2 separate regions of the Homo sapiens genome follow, and region 2 is linked to region 1. Evidence: read pairs that join two places in POLR2A ChIA-PET (ENCODE). Cell type or tissue: Caco-2. All regions are shown on one strand. Links, peaks and the distances in the headings refer to the core of each region. The heading gives the core; the rest is flanking DNA.

Region 1 (8,327 bases), core at 311-8,310:
CCACCAGGAAACAAGAACCAGTTCATCTGAGTTCCTTCGCCTTTTGTCCCAAGACACAAAAATGTCAAAAATGTGCAAGGGCTCTGGCCACAGATGGATACTGTGTCTCACCCCGACGGGCTGCTTCCTGCATGGGGCTGAAGGTCAGGGTGAAGGTTGCTGCCCTGAGAGTCAGGGGAAGTTGGTCTGCCTCCTGCTGTGTCACGTACTTGCCATGGTGTGTGGGATGAGGCCCATCATCTCCCAGAATTAAGCTGTAGCTGACTATAAAACCACAGGTGAGGGCTGGGTGTGGGGGCTCATGCCTGTAATCCCAGAATTTTGGGATGCTAAGGCAGGAGGTTCGCTGGAGCCCAAGAGTTCAAGACCATCCTGGGCAACATAGAGAGACCCCGTCTCTACTAAAAATACAAAAATTAGCCAGACATGGTGGTGCATGCCTGTGGTCCCAGCTACTCTGGAGGCTGAGGTAGGAGGATCACTTGAGCCCAGGAGGTCAAGGCTGCAGTGAGCCGTGATCATGCCACTGTACTCCAGCTGGGGCCACAGAGCAATACTCAGTCTCAAAACAAAATAAAAAAACCCACAGGTGAGGTCACATCAGGCTTTTCCCCTTTATTCTCCCTAAGGGCTCCACAACATCAGAAATGGGTTTCTCTATCAGTGCATCCTCCAGATTCTACTTTTTTTTTTTTTTTTTTTTTAGTAGAGGTCTTGCTTATACCCAGGCTGGTTTCAAACTCCTGGGCTCAAGCAATCCTCCTGCCTCATTCTCCCAAAGTGCTAGGATTACAGGTGTGAGCCACCCACACCCAGCCCAGATACTGGGCCCTGTCCGTCAATCCATTTGCAGTCACCAAGCACCAGCTGCGTGCACCGCATTGTGCCAATGTCTGGAAGGATGCTCACAACTATCAACACAGATAACTAATAATATCAACAATACCACAGTGTAAATGCAAAGCAATATGTGCCTGGTCTCATTTAATTCTCACATCAAACCCTTGGGATACATATCATTAGCACCCTCATTTGCTAGAGAAAACTCAGTTCTGAGGGTGGATGATTTGCCAAGGCCCTGGGAATTCGGACTAACTCCCTTCATAGGTGGCTGCAAGTGCCTGTGGCCCAGACATTCCCATAGATAGGTCATTTTCTCACACCAGCTTATATTTCTTGTGCCAGACACAGGGTCCAAACCCATTTGCATTACGTCTCTGAGACTTCACAAGACCTTCCTGTGAATTTGTTACCATTATTATTATTATTTTCTTGTTTTACTTTTTTTTTTTTTTTTTTTTTTAGACCGAGTTCTGCTCTTGTTGCCCAGGCCTGGGTGCAGTGGCGCAATCTCGGCTCAATGCAACCTCCACCTCCCGGGTTCGAGCGATTCTTCTGCCTCAGCCTCCTGAGTAGCTGGGATGACAGACACACACCACCACACCTGGCTAATTTTTGTATTTTTAGTAAAAATGGGTTTTCACCATGTTGGTTAGGCTGGTCTCAAACGCCTGACCTCAGGTGATCCACCTGCCTCGGCCTCCCAAAGTGCTGGGATTACAGGCGTGAGCCACCGCGCCTGGCCTTTTTTTTTTTTTTTTGAGACAAGATCTCACTCTGTCACCCAGGCTGGAGTGCAGTGGGGCGATCTCAGCTCACTGCAACCTCTGCCTCCCTGGTTCAAGTGATTCTCCTGCCTCAGCCTCTCAAGTACCTGGAATTACAGGCACGTGCCACCACGCCCAGCTAATTTTTGTATTTTTAGTAGAGACGGGGTTTCACCATGTTGGCCAGGCTTGTCTTGAACTCCTAACCTCAACTGATGCACCTGTCCCGACCTCCCAAAGTGCTGGGATTATAGGCATGAGCCACCGCGCCTGGCCTTATTATTCGTCTTCTTAGTCTGCTTTCAGATGAGGACACGGAGCCACAGGAGTTACAAGGGTGGAGGTGCTGGGAAGTCAGGACCAAAATCAGCCTCCTGACTCCCCATCTCATTTTCTCAATCATCATGGGTTTTGCCCCCCAAGAAGAGAACCAGCCACCATGGGTGCTAAACCGGTGGCTGATATAGCAAAGTGTGTTGGAGCAGAGATCCCAGCGGGCTTCCTAGAGGAAGATCACAAAAAATGGGCAGAGCCCACAAGGCACAGTACAGGTTTCCTCTCTCCAGTCCACATAAGGGCATTCACCAGGAACCTGGGGGCTGGGTGGCCTTGGCCCAACCCTCTGAAACTCACCCTGTGGCTCCTCACTCACCAGATGGACACAGCAGGAATCTGTCCCACCTGGCTCAGGGAGGGCCTACCCCCACCTCCCACCCCACCCCACAGGCCTGTTTGCATGCCAGGCCAGAGTTGGCCACATGCCCACATATCTCTCCTCGTTCTGCAGGCTCCGGGAAGGAAAGTCCAAGGCCAAGGTTATCATGGGGTTCACATACCTTAAGGGGTGGGTGGAGGGGTTGGCTCACAAGCTACAGGTTATTCAATGCAGTGCTATTCGTGATCACAAAAGATCGGAACTGATCTCACGTCCATCATCAGGGGACTGGACTAAGATATTTTGGCACAACCACATACGACTCAAGTGTCAAGGGAGGAAGAGTGGGGGAGTCTTGAATAAATAACAAAAGCTGGCGTTGACACAGGACTTTGCACATGGTGGAGGCTCCTTGCAAGTGCTTTGCATGTTATTAACTCATTCAATCCTTACATCACCCCAGGAGGAGGAACCATTATTATCTGTTTAAAATGCCTGTAATCCCAGCACTTTGGGAGGCCCAGGTGGGAGGATCACTTGAGTTCAGGAGTTCAAGACCAGCCTGGGCAACAAAGTGAGACTTCATCTCTACAAAAAATTCAAAAAATTAGCCAAGCCTGGTGATCCACACCTGTAGTACTAGCTATTCAGGAAGCCAAGGTGGGAGGATTGCTTGAGCCCAGGAATTCGAGGCTGCAGTGAGCCAGGATTGCACCACTACACTCCAGCCTGGGTGACAAAGCAAGATCCTGTCTCAAAAAAAAAAAAAAAAAAAAAAAAAAAAAAAATATATATATATATACACACACACACACACAGAGAGAGAGAGATACACATATAATATTTTAAAATATATATACCTCAAAAAATATATATATAATATTTAAAAATATATAAAATGAGGGTGCCACTTGGTTGAGTTTATGGTTAAAAAAAAGAATAAAATTTAAAAAAGAGGCACCAAGAAGTGAAGTTTCTTGCCCCAGGTTCATGGCCAACAAACAGTGGACTGGGCCGGGCACGGTGGCTCACACCTGTAATCCCAGCAATTTGGGAGGCTGAGGTGGGAGGATCGCTTGAGTTCAGGAGTTCGAGACCAGCCTGGGCAACATGGCAAGATCCCATCTCCACTGGTGCAGTGGCTCACGCCTGTAATCCCAGCACTTTGGGAGGCTGAGGTGGGCAGATCACAAGGTCAGGAGATCGAGACCATTCTGGCAAACATGGTGAAACCCTGTCTCTACTAAAAATACAAAAAAAAAAAAAAAAAATTAGCCGGGCGTGGTGGCGCTCACCTGTAGTCCTAGCTACTCGGGAGGCTGAGGCAGGAGAATCACTTGAACCTGGGAGGCAGAGGTTGCAGTGAGCCGAGATCGCGCCACTGCACTCGGGCCTGGGCAATAGAGTGAGACTCTGTCTCAAAAAAAAAAAAACCGTCTCTACTAAAAAACTGCAAAAATTAGCCAGGCATGGCGGCATACACCTGTAGTCCCAGCTACCCAGGAGGCTGAAGTGGGAGGATCACCCGAGCTCAGGAGGTTGAGGCTGCAGTGAGCCAAGATCACACCACTGCGCTCCAGCCTGGCAACCAGAGTAAGATCCTGTCTCAAAACAAACAGACAAACAAACAGTAGACCTGGAATTTGGTGCAAGCAGCAGGGCCAGATCCATGCTTGGTCCTCTCCTCCCAGCATCTCTGTTTTGTCCTGGGTCCCTCTGCCAGGAGCTCCCTGGAACCCGGGAAGGAAGAGAAGCATGCAGACAAGCGTCAGCACCCCCACCCTCCGCTGGCCTTGGGGAGCAGGTGTCATTAGACGAGGCTCAACTGAAGCCTGCATCTGAAACAGATTCTCATAACTCAGGCGCTGTGGTAGCCAACTTCTCTCTACAGTCAATTACGGCCAGCGGGGCCCACTGATTATTTTTATAGCCTTTCCTGGAGTCATGACAAGGAAAACTAAATGATCCACAGGACCCCTTTCATCACTAACAGCCGGGTTTCACGGTTGGGGGTGGAGGAAGGAAAGAAAAATCACTTTTTTCCCCACTTTGAGTTAATCAACAGAACTCAAGTCTGGGCAGCCAATATGTTGGTGTTGAGAAAAGCTGTTCTCAAGCAGAACTAATTGGCAACAGAAATGGAATTTTCTTCCCCACCTCCCTAAAAAACATAAACATGCTTTATCCCAGAGAATTACCCTTCAGAATAGGTATTGCAGACGTGTCGTGTGCAGCCGCCTGTGCGAGGCTGGTAATCTCACGCCGACCTGGCCAAAGGCTGCCTGTGCTGGTTACAGCTCAACCAGAGCAGCCTCTTACGCAATACAATGGTCATGAAGGTCAGTGGCCCAAACCAGCCCAGCCAGACCAGAGTGGACACTTGCTTTCCTGATGCCCAGCACCTATCTCCTGCTCCTACGAACAGCCTTTGGCTTTTGTTGGGTCGGGGGGTGGGAGGGCACCCTGATTTGCAGGTACAAGTGTGAGTGGCATTGATACCCCCTCAACTCCAGAGATGAGCTCTGACAGGCGTAAGCCAAAGAACATATTCCGGGGAAATTTCAAGAAGGGGCATATGACCTAACAAGAAACAATAGCTGGCACAGTGGCTCACACCTTAATCCCAGGACTTTGGGGGGCTAAGGCGGGTGAATCTATTTCAGCTCAGGAGTTTGAGACCAGCCTGATCAACAAAGTGAGACCCCAGTCTCTGCAAAAAATAAAAACTGGCTGGGCGTGGTGGTGCATGCCTGTAGTCCCAGCTACTTGGGAGGCTGAGATGGGAGGATCTGCTTGAGCCCAGGAGGTGGAGGCTGCAGTGAGCCAAGATTGCACCACTGCACTCCAGCCTGGGCGACAAAGCCAAACTCTGTCTCAAAAAAAAAAAAAAAAAAGAAAAGAAAAGAAAAGAAACAATAAGGCACTAGAAAAAAAAAAACATATAATGAGGCTTCTGGAAAAGATAGCTCTTTTTATTTTAGAGAAATTGAGGTTCAAAGACGTGATGTAACTGCTCAGAGGTATACAGTGAGGTGGTAGGGGATCCAGGGTTTGAACCCAAGTCTGTAGGACTGAGGAGTTTGCAACCCTTCACTGCAGGCGCTACTGAAAGGCAGCATAAACCTTGGACGAAGCCAGAAGAGCTGGATTCAAACCCAGTTCTGCCATTTACTCCCTGTGTAATTTCAGGCAAGTCACTTAACCTCTCTGTTCCTCAGTTTCCATATCTGTAAAGTGGGGCTTCTAAGGGCACCTCCATTTGCAGGATCTGAGAGGTAAATAATTAACAGCAATATCTGTAAAGTGCATGCAACAGTGCCTGTCACGGACCAAGGATTCGCCCCTTCCTCACCACACCGTTCCCCACACGCGTTGAGAACCAGACCAAATAAAAGGAGGTGGAGGGGAGGAAGGAAAAGTTGATGTTATCAGATCTGTAATCCCTACGCCATGTGTTCCTTTCTGTAGCACAGCTGCCAGGCTTGCCTCTCCTGCAGGAGAAGCTGTGCCACAAAGATGTGGGACGTCACAAACACGCAGCCCATTCAAGGCTTTTGGACATTCCAGCCCCGTCCTTGATGTCAGTCAAGATCTAGGGCAAATTCCACCCATTCAGGTGGCAAAAAGTAAGATGTTTGACAAATGCCATGTGTAGAGGGTGGCTTGTGAATTGGTACAACCATTAGAAGATAATTCAGCATACGATTTCATATTCCAGCAATTCTACTTCCAGGTACAAACTTGAGACACACTCCTGTATGTGTGCAATAGGACAGTACAAGAACCCTCAAAGCAGAACCGTGTATGTAGCAAACAAAACTGACAAATGGAAACAACCCACATGGTCATAGACAGGAAAAATAAATGCTGGTATGCCATGGAATAGTACACAGCAGAGAAAAGTGAATGAACAAGTGATAAGCAATTATATCAACGAATTTTAGCAATAAAATGATTTATAAAAATGTAAGTGCAGGGGCTGGGCACCATGGCTCACACCTGTAATCCCAGCCCTTTGGGATGCTAAGGCAGGCTGATTGCTTGAGGCCAGGAGTTTGAGGCCAGCCTGGGCAATATGCAACATGGCAAAGCCCCGTCTCTACAAAAACGTAGCCAAGTGTGGTGGTGCACGCCTGTAGTCCCAGCTACCAGGGAGGCTGAGGTGGGAGGATCACCTGAGCCCAAGAAGTCAAGGCTACAGTGAGCTGAGATTGCACCACTGCACTCCAGCCTGGGTGACAGAGTGAGACCCTGTCTCAAAATATGTGTGTGTGTGTGTGTCTGCATGTATGTGCCAGAAGACAAGATATATCTTTACGTAAAGTTCAAACAGCAGTAAAAGTAAATGATATATTATTTTGGCATACATGTAAGTGATAAAACTTTTTTTTTTTTTGAGACGGAGTTTCGCACTCATCGCCCAGGCTGGAGTGCAGTGGAGCAATCTTGGCTCACCGCAACCTCTGCCTGCCATGTTCAAGTAATTCTCCTGCCTCGGCCTCCCTAGTAGCTGGGTTTACAGGCATGCACCACCACACCTGGCTAATTTTATATTTTTAGTAGAGACGGGGTTTCTCCATGTTGGTCAGGCTGGTCTCGAACTCCTGACCTCAGGTGATCTGCCCGCCTTGGCCTCCCAAAGTACTGGGATTACAGGCATGAGCCACCGTGCCTGGTGATAAAACTATTTTTTTAAGCAAGGGAAATTGAGAAGATGAAAATGTTCTGGAAATGGATGGCGCTGATAATTGCCCAACATTGTGAATGTGCGTAATGCCGCTGAATTGTACCCTTAAAATGGCTAAAGTGATAAATTCTATCCACAATTTTTAGAAAGGCAAGGGAAAGCTAAACACAGAATTCAAGATAGCAGCTACTACCACAGTGAGAGAGGGAGGGAGGCAAGATGGGAAAAGAGTTCGGAAGTTGATATAAAATGGTTGTCTGAGTTCCAGCACGCAGGTGGGACCATGGGTTCACAGGCATTTATCATTTTATAAATAGCTATAAAGAGATTGTTAGATGGAAGTGTAGGTGGGGCTGTTCAGGTGCCCTTTCAGTATGTCATTATGGAATTATGAATCATTCAATCCTACTTACTTTTTCTTTTTTTTTTTTCTTTGAGACGGAGTCTCACTCCATTGGCCAGGTTGGAGTGCAGTGGTGAGATCTCAGCTTGCTGCAACCTCCAGCTCCTGGGTTCAAGTGATTCTTGTGCCTCAGCCTCCCGAGTAGCTGGGATTACAGGTTCATGTCACCACACCTGTCTTATTTTTGTATTTTTAGTAGAGACGGGCTGTCTCTACTCCTGTTGGTCAGACTGGTATCAAACTCCTGACTGCAGGTGATCCACCTGCCTCGGCCTCCCAAAGTACTGGGATTACAGGTGTGAGCCACCACACCTGGTCAATTCTACTTACTTGAGGTCCATTTTTAAAATTCTAGAGGAGGCCGGGTGCAGTGTCTCACACCTCTAATCTCAGAAACTTTGGGAGGCCAAGGCAGGTGGATCACCTGAAGTCAGTAGTTCAAGACCAACGTGGCCAACATAGCAAAACCCTGTCTCTACTAAAAATACAAAAATTAGTTAAGCGTGGTAGTGTGCACCTATAATCCCAGCTACTCGGGAGGCTGAGGCAGGAGAATCACCTGAACCCGGGAGGCAGAGGTTGCAGTGAGCCGAGATTACACCATTGTACTCCATCCTGGGCGACAGTGTGAGGCTCCATCTCAAAAAAAAAAATAAATCCCTACCTTCAGGAAACTCACATTCCAGCAGGGGACACTTAAGAAAATAAGAATATATATGTATGTTAGATGATGAGACGTGTGTGGTAAGGAGAAAAATAAACCAGAAAAGGGATGAAGAAGACCAGGGAGTGAAGGAAGCTGTAATTTTAAATGGAGAGTCAGGATGGCCTCGCTGCAAAGGTGATGTTTGTGTAAAGACCTGCGCGATATGAACAAGTGGGCCACTTGGATATCTGAAGAATGAGCACCCAGGCATAGAGAAAAGCGATTGCAAAGGTCCTGGGGCAGGACTGTGCCCGACCTCAAGAACAGCA
Region 2 (8,327 bases), core at 260-8,259, 350 kb after region 1:
GCCGGGATGCGCCCCCGCCGGGGTCACCGCGGCGGCGAACGTCCCGGACTTCGCATCCCGGTGACCCCTTGGGATGAACCGAAGCCGGACCCGCACCTTGGCCGTAACAAGCGCGCTCCACGCCGCCACGCACCAGCGGTGACTCCCGAGTCCTCTGTCGCCCTGGCCTCCCCGCAGGCGGGTTTCGAGGCCCCCGCAGGGAGTTCAGGGCCACGGCCACGTGCAGCCGCCCCCGAGCCCGAGTTTGCAGGCTCGGGGTCCGGTTCGCGCTTCGGTGGCGCCCGGCGAGGCTGCAGCGCGCAAAGTTCCCACCTCAAGTTCCCGTCGCGGCGTCCCCGCCTCGGAGTTGGCCCGGCCGCGGCTTCCGTTCCCCCCGGCTGCCCACGGGTCCGGGGCGAGGACGCGAGAGGGGCCTGGAAGTCGCCCGGGGAGCCCGCTCTGCCTCCCGGAGCCGCCGCCAAACTTCGGTCCCGGGGCCCGGCTCAGCTCCCGCCCTCGGAGCCACGGCCGCCCCGTCTCTGCCTCCCGGTCCCCGCCGGGCTCCGAGTGCGCCGGGAGCGCGGCGCAGCAGCCGCCGAGGGAGGGAGCGAGGCAGGAGGCGGGACGGAGGGAGGGGACTGAGCGCGGGGCGGGGAGAAGGGGCGGGCAGCCGAAAGCGCAGCGCCTGGCCTCGCCTCGCTTCGGGACAGTGGCAGCGGCGCCACCGTCACGGGGCGTCCAGGCGCCCAATCGGGACCCCGCACCTTGGATCCGGGGGCCCTGGCGCGCCTGCTGGATTGCGCTCCTCGCGGCCAGTTCCTGAGCCCGCGTCCGGGACTGCTCGCGCTACGCCCTCCCTCCCGTTGCCTTCTTCCCCGTCTGCTCTCCCAGGAGCGACCACCCTGCGGCCCCTTCGCCTGCACGCGACAGCCTTCAAGGTCCCCGCGCTCCGCTGCCCTGGAGCTTCACGCACCAGGCGGCGCGGCAGCCTCCTAGGGTCGCGCGCCCTGTCAGCTTTCCCCGCGGTGCAAGTGCTCCGGTGGTCCCGGGTCCGCGCCCCTAGCAGCACCGCCCCAGGGTCTACATGTGCTAGATATTAAAACCCCACTCTCCGCTGCCCCGGGGCCGCGCTCCACGCGCTTACACATCCTGGGAACCACATGCGCCATGTCTCCTGCCTTTCCCTGGAAGTCCTGGAAGTCCAAGTGCACTGCTGCCTCTGGGTCCCTCGCCCCCCTACCCCGGGCAAATACTGCATCCTTGAGGCCCTCCACGCGCTGCTGCCCTGGAGCCGAACGCTCCAAGCAAGCTTCCACATCCTGGGGGCCATATATCGCGCGCCTTTTCTCGACCTCCTAGACCAATGTTGCCCTTGGGCCCTTCCTGCCACCGCCACCCAGGGACTGCCAGCATCTTGCTGTGCCAAATTCCTAGGGCCAGTACGTACCGTGCCAGGTGTTTTCCCTTCCAGTCCCGCGGGGCCGAGGCCCCAGAGCCCTCCCGGGCTAGCAGAGCCGCACTTCGTCGTCCACTCCCCTGGCCGGTGCAGGGCACTTGGACCAGGTCCTGGGGTCTTGCTCCCAGTGTGGCCGCCTAGCCTCGGAGTTGGTAGGATGCTGCACAGATGCTGGAGGTTGGGTTGGAGGGATCTATTGGGTTGGAGGAATCTACTGAGTTGGAGGGACCTATTGGTTTGGAGGGATCTGTGCTGCTGGCAGGGCTGGCCTCTTAGGGTGGCTTGCCTTGCACTCCGTTCCTCTTCTCCTTTCTGTCTCTTGCACTCCGTTCCTCTTCTCCTTTCTGTCTCTTGCACTCCGTTCCTCTTTTCCTTTCTGTCTCTACTGCCTTTGCCTATCATCAGAGAACCAAGAAAGGACATGAAGAAACCCTGCTGCCGACCAGCCTGAGGCCTTCTGCTTGAGTGGGGCTCGGGTTGGGGAGTCGTGGGTGCTCATTAAGTGGGTTAGGGTTAACCCTAAGAAATGAGCGCAGGGCACACTAGCCTGCGCGGCAGTCCCAGCCGGGTGGAGCATAGGAGTTCCAGGTTATAGTGCACTATGATGGCACCACTGCAATCCAGCCTGCGTGACTGAGCGAGATCCAGCCTCTAAAACAACAAGAATAAAAACACTGGCTTACTGGTGAGGTGGAGGCCTGGACAGACAAGGATCTGCCTAAGGACCTGTTTCCAAGAGCTCACCTTCTACTGGGGGCTTGGCAGAATTGGGAAACTGCTGAAATACGTGATTGCAGAATGAAGCCAGAGAGGCCACTTTAGATAGAATAATGGGGGAGGGCTCCTGTGGAGGTGATGGTTACATGGAGCCCTGAGCCAGAAGGAGCCCATCTGGCAAGATGGGAAGAGAGCTTTCTAGGTGGACAGAACATCAAAGGCACTGGCCTTCAAGCAGGAGAGAAGGAGGCATGTCTGAGAAACATCAAAGAGACCAACCAGCAGTGTGGGGGAGGGGCCTGAGTGGGGTGGGGTGGGCTTTTGTTGTCAGAGGGTCCCTGGATTACATATTGAGAAACACTCCTCTTGTGGTGGATCAGGCTTCTGCCTTCCTTTCCCATCTGAAATTTTTTTTTTTTTTTTTTTTTTTGAGACATAGTCTCTCTGTGTCTCCCAGGCTGGAGTGCAGTGGTGTGATCTCAGCTCACTGCAACTTCCATCCCCCTGGGTTCAAGCGATTCTCCTGCCTCAGCCTCCTGAGTAGCTGGGACTACAGGTGTGTGCCACCATGCCCAGCTAATTTTTGTATTTTTAGTAGAGACGGAGTCTCACCATGTTAGCCAGGCTAGTTTTGAACTCGCAACCTCAAGTGATCCGCCAGCCTCAGCCTCCCAAAATGCTGGAATTACAGGCGTGAGCCACTGCACCCAGCCAGAAAATTGCTCTCTATCTTGTTTTTGAGACAGGGTCTGACTCTGTCACCCGCTGGAGTGCAGTGGTGCAATCATAGCTCACTGTAACCTCTAACTCCTGGGCTCTAGGGATCCTCCTGCCTCAGACTTCTGAGTAGCTGGGACTACCACACACCACCATGCACCACTAATTTAAAACAAAATATATTTTTTGCAGAGACAGGCGGGTCTGGAACTCCTAGGCTTAAGACATCCACCCACCTTGGCCTCCCAAAGTGCTGGGATTACAGATGTGAGCCGCTGCACCTGGCCATGTTTCTATCTTTTTTACTTGCGTATTATCTGTGTCCCCACTGGGGACCAAGCTCCATCAGGGCAAGGACTGTGTGCTGTCTCTCCCCTCTCCAGCAGCTCCCACTCTGCTAGGCACATACAGAGCAGGCTTCTTAAATGATTCCTGGAAATGATTCCTGGGGGAATTCAGGACAGTTTTCTGGAATAGATGTGACTGCGTCAGAGAGTCAGACTCCTCACTGATGCTCACAGGGTAAGGATGCAGAGCAGGGCCTCTCAGACTTTACTGTGCATCTGAATCCCCCTGAGGGCTTATTAAAACCCAGACGGCTGGCCCCCACCCTGGAGTGGCTGATTCAGTGGGTCTGGCGTAGGGTCCTTCTGAGGAGTTCCCTGCTGATGCTCATGCATCAGGTCTGGGGATCCCACTTTGAGAACCACTGATATTGAAGACTTGAACGCCTACCCAGCTGGGTCTGACTTCGGAGCCCTCATGAGGTCCCGGGACAAACTCAAGCCAGCTTCTTCTTATGTAGGATCCATAGGAACTAATGGCCACCTCTAGAGATGGGGCTGGGCTTATTAGAACACTATGCACCTGAGTCAAATTTCATAGTGACCTGCAGACAGAAGACCTGGTACACTGTGTGGAGACCGTCAGTGAGAACAATGACTTCCACCCGGTCCTGCCTACCCGCAACATACACACTCACTTGCTGTACCCAGGAGTTAAATTACTGCCTGATCTTATCCCTGACTGTGCTAAACAATGTCCAATAAAATCCTTTTAAGTCCTTTTAAGGAATTCCCTCTTTGCAGTTCCTCCCTCCCTTAGAGCCTTCCAGATTTTTCACTCTTCTCCTCATATCTTCATTTTCCTCTTGAAAAGCATCCTTCCCCAAGCTGTTGTGTGGAAAGAGATGTTGATGATACCCATGGAAGCTTCCTGAGAAAATGGGAACCGTCAGTGCTTGCTGGGCAGCTACGAGGTGCCAGGTGGTTGCTGGGTGATTTGAAGACATCAGAGCCACAACTGGGCCCGGAGGTGGACTCTGGCACGCAGACCTGTTTTATTTGTCCCTACTGAGTTAAAATTTTTAAAAATTAATTTAAAATTAGTTGCTGACCTTTAAAAACTGGGAGATTTCATGTAAAATTTTTTCTTTTGAAACACTGGGAGATCTGGCCAACATCCTTTACCCACACAGCATGCTGGCGCTGGGCAGTGGCTTCTGCTCCCTGCGGTGTGCCCCTCTACCCACATCATACCATCTCGGTTACTGCCAGGCCCCTGGAAGCAAGAGTTGGTGACTTTTCATGTTGGCAGATTGTCTAGGGTTGCGCGGTAAATGGCAGAGCCAGATCCGAACCCAGGCCTGCCTAACCCAAAAGCCCAAGCTTGTCACTGAAATAAAAACTGCTGTTAATTTTTCGGGCAGGAGGAGAATGTGACATTGCTGGCCCTGAGGAAATACCTTAAAAGGGAGTTACTGTCAGCAGTTTAAGAATATGCCTTCCTTCCCATCCATAACCAGCTGTCAGTAAGCCATAAAGTTCTGGGCTGTTTTTCCAGGGCAGGAAAAGTTATCCAGAGCTGTCCATTTTTTTTTAACCCATCTCCTCCTTGAGATGAAAAGGCTTGGATTTGGTTGGAGTTGGGAGGAATCTGTTGAGAGTGGTGGGTGGGGTGGGATTTTCTTGGTTTGGAGTTAGCTCTTTGGACAGGGGATCCCACTGGGTGTCTGTGGGGTGAAGGCTGGTGTTTGAGTCAAGGCAGGGATTGGGATGGGGGCATTCTCCTTCTCTCTCTCCACAGACACTCTGCCCCAGGCACTTTCCCTTTCTGTTCCTCTGATTCCCCAAATCCTGTCACCTTCCCGCAGATTTCCATATAGCCACTTCCTGCAGGTCTCAGCCCATTGTCACCTTGGGATTCCTGGTCTGGGATGGGGTTAGGTTGCAGTAGGTGAGGTTGAGGCATGCAAGGGTGTGACTTTATTGAAGTCTTTCTTTTAAAATGTGATATTTTGCTTCTTGTGGATTTTTGTGGACTAATTTTGATTTTTAAAAAATATTGTTTCAAAATGTTATTTACCTTGATGATTGAGCTTTTGGGCACCTCCTTACTTTTTTTTTCTTTTCTTTTTTTATTTTTTTTGAGATGGAGTTTCTTTCTTGTTGCCCAGGCTGAGGTGCAGTGGCACGATCTTGGCTCACTGCAACCTCTGCCTCCCGGGTTCAAGCGATTCTCTTGCTTCAGCCTCCTGAGTAGCTGGGATTACTGGCACCCTGCCACCTCACCTGGCTAATTTTTCTATTTTTAGTAGAGATGAGATTTGACCATGTTGGCCAGGCTGGTCTTGAACTCCTGACCTCAGGTGATCTGCCCTCCTCAGCCTCCCAAAGTGCTGGGATTACAGGTGTGAGCCACCACATCCGGCTCCCTCTTACATTTTGTACCCTGCCTGCCTCATCCCAGCTCCTGCCCTGCTCCTAGTCCAGGGTTCTTTGGCAAGAGCCCTGGGCTGAGAGTCAGGGGACCTGGGTTCTGGTCCAGCTTGTGTCACTAGACTAGCTGTGTGGTTGGACACAATCTCCCTGCATCCTGAGCCTCAGCTGTACCATCTATTCAGGGAAAAGGTTATATCTAACTCTATTCCAGAATGATCTAAGACATCTGCTAGAACTCTGACCGGTGGTGCATTGTGTCTATCTCCTGGGGGCTTTGGAGCCATTTGAGCCTTGCTGACCCTGGCCATTATGGGGTGTCACTCACTGTTTATTTCTTGGCTCTACACTCGAGGTGTTCCTCTGTGCAAACACAAAATCTTTGCAGCAGCTGTATGCAATGAGCCTCAGTGCCTTCATGCCTTTTTCCTGTCCTGGAGGAAATTTCTGTTTTGGAAATGTGGTTCTGTACCTTATTCTTTGATGTCCCGCTTTTTTGTTTTTTGGTTTCATTCCCCAGATCATTGGATAAACATTGTTTAAGGACCTTCTATATGCCAAGCACTGAGCAAGCACTTGGGATGCAAAAGACACGTTTTCAGCCCTGGAGGAGCTCACCTTCCACTGCAGGAGACTGCCCATGAGCAGATCCGGGGACCGGGAGAAGCCTGCAGCAGTGGAGGACTTCCAGGGAGGATGAGGACACTTCGAGGGAACTGTGCACTGTCTTTTCTCCTGGGAGGAAGCCTGCATCCTCTGTGCTGTCTCCAGATGCCATCAGCCCCGAGCAGTGTATAGCACCTTCCTAATAGAATCCTCCTCAAGAGAGTGCTGCAGTGTTACATTTTGGATCCACACTCGAAGGGACGAAGCTTGAAGTTAAAGCTTCCAGTTGTCTCTAACCCCATCTCCCTCCATCCCTCCTCTGGGTTGTGGTTTGTCCCTCAGTTTTTCCGCCTCCTGATAACTTTCACAGCCCATTTCCAAGTCCACCTCCTGCGTTCAGCTTTCCTCCACTGCTCCAGCCCTCAGGGGACTCTTCCCCCTACCCTCATCCTAAGCCTTTATCAACTAATAGGTACTCTCCCTGGCACTTAATTAAGATCTGTCTAGAGTTCCTTGGTGCTTCAGCCCAGCCACGAGATTCTGGTTCTTGCAGGGAGAGGGCACTGCCTGATAGTTGGTAATAGCTGGAGGGCTCATTCCCCTCTACTCAGAGGGTGCAAACTCATGTATCTTCCCAGGACTTCCATGTTTTAAAAATAATGAAGTATGTGCCAATATTTGAAAATTAGGAGATTTTCGCATACGAATCCAGATTTCTGGCTTCCCTTGAAAACTTAGAAGATGTGCCAATTCTGAACCTGCTTTCCTGCCTGGCAAAAATTGGCTAGAGCTGGTAGCAACATTTTCCTTTAGCTGGGGCCTGGGTTCTCCAGTTTGTCACACTCCTCACCACTCCTTAAAGTCTAGAACCCTTTACCTGTCTACCTGTCTGGTCCCTGTAGGCATCTGAGATTTTAAGTCCTGGTTCAACTTTTCTCTTTCTTAAGAAGAGAGACAGCTCATCAGAGCACTGCACACTGGCAGATGCTTAGGTAGCTCAAAGGGAGGGTGGGCGTGGAAAAGGGGATGTGTGAGCACCCAAGACTGTTGAGTGGTTGGGGGTTGGAGAGAGTCAGGCAGGAGGGTGCTTACTATGAATCCAGTCCATAGATACTTAGTATCAATGAACTCAGATGGGTGTTTGAACCTGGCTGATGTGATGTGGGTTATGTGTACAGGTAGAGCTATATTTCATGTGAATACAAAACAACACAGTTATAAAAACCAAAATGAATCTGACTTCTTGAGAGAATGTGCCATGTGCCAGATACTATTCTAAAGTTTTTATATTTCATTCTCATAACAACCCCACATAGTGGGTAACATGATTTTCCCTGTTTCTGGGATGGGGTAAATGAGACACGGGTGAATAACTTGCTCAGGATTACACAGCCAGAACATGAGAAGCTGTGATGGCAACACACACAGAAAGACCCTGAAGCTGGATTTTACAGCAGGATCCGAGGTGCTGGTAGATGCTGGATTTCGTTATTGTTGTCATCTTTCCTCCCCCAGATTAGAGAGCTATTGCTGTGTTGTCCCATCTCTTGGGATTGTAATTTGTCTCCCTCCTGCTAGGAGTCTGTCAGGCTTGAGGCTTTCTTCCTTAGCAGGGGGTTGAAGCTAGCCAGCCCCTCAGGTGTATTACTGTAGGCTGTTTGATCTGGACACATGCAGAAGTATATGGCTTTCGCAAGAGGAGGGAAGGGTGGGGGTGGGGAAGAGAAGAAAGCAGTGGTCCTGCCAGCCAGGTCCAGGTCCCCTCAGACAGACCCTGGATCCCAGAAGCACAGGGCCCACCAGCCAGGTCCCCCAGGATGAGCTCATTCCCCATGTCCCCGGATCTGAGGTCAGCGTCCCATTGCACCATTCTAGCGTCCGTCTTGCTGCAGTGGAAGATTTTTCGTCCCCTTCCCGTTACTTTGCATTGCTTCTGGGCTGCGTTCCCTCTTATTTCATTTTCATCTGAAATCCTGAGCTCACCCTCCCTAGCAGCTGACGGGACCATTTATTTCCGAGGCTGCAGCCAGTCGCAGGGCTGTCGACAGCTGAGTGGAATGCTCTGGGATTTTGCCACCCTGTTTCGTTCCTGCAGACGGGAAGGAAGACAGGAGAACATCTTCATTTTGTAGCAG

Evidence for each region. ChIA-PET counts read pairs that join two places held together with the same protein. Peaks named below come from ENCODE experiments on the same cell type or tissue, not always from the same donor. Only the 100,000 strongest peaks of a DNase experiment are listed, where the experiment ranks them.
Region 2: POLR2A ChIA-PET joins it to region 1 with 12 read pairs; 2 of 35 experiments call an interaction of 5 or more read pairs at or near these places.

Annotation. Positions count from the first base shown.
Region 1 is chr20:50,676,087-50,684,413 of GRCh38, forward strand. The region is part of intron 1 of RIPOR3 (RIPOR family member 3); the gene reads right to left. Among named protein-coding and RNA genes, the nearest start is that of RIPOR3, 11 kb to the right of the region's middle. In Caco-2, for the core only: no CTCF peak of the experiment used is centred there; DNase peaks (open chromatin) are centred at 2,345, 2,915 and 4,555.
Region 2 is chr20:51,022,558-51,030,884 of GRCh38, forward strand. KCNG1 (potassium voltage-gated channel modifier subfamily G member 1) reads right to left here and starts at 550. Exons shown (of 3, transcript NM_002237.4): 1 at 313-550. RefSeq lists a silencer at 479-648. In Caco-2, for the core only: no CTCF peak of the experiment used is centred there; a DNase peak (open chromatin) is centred at 644; H3K4me3 peaks cover 922 bases; H3K27me3 peaks cover 1,120 bases.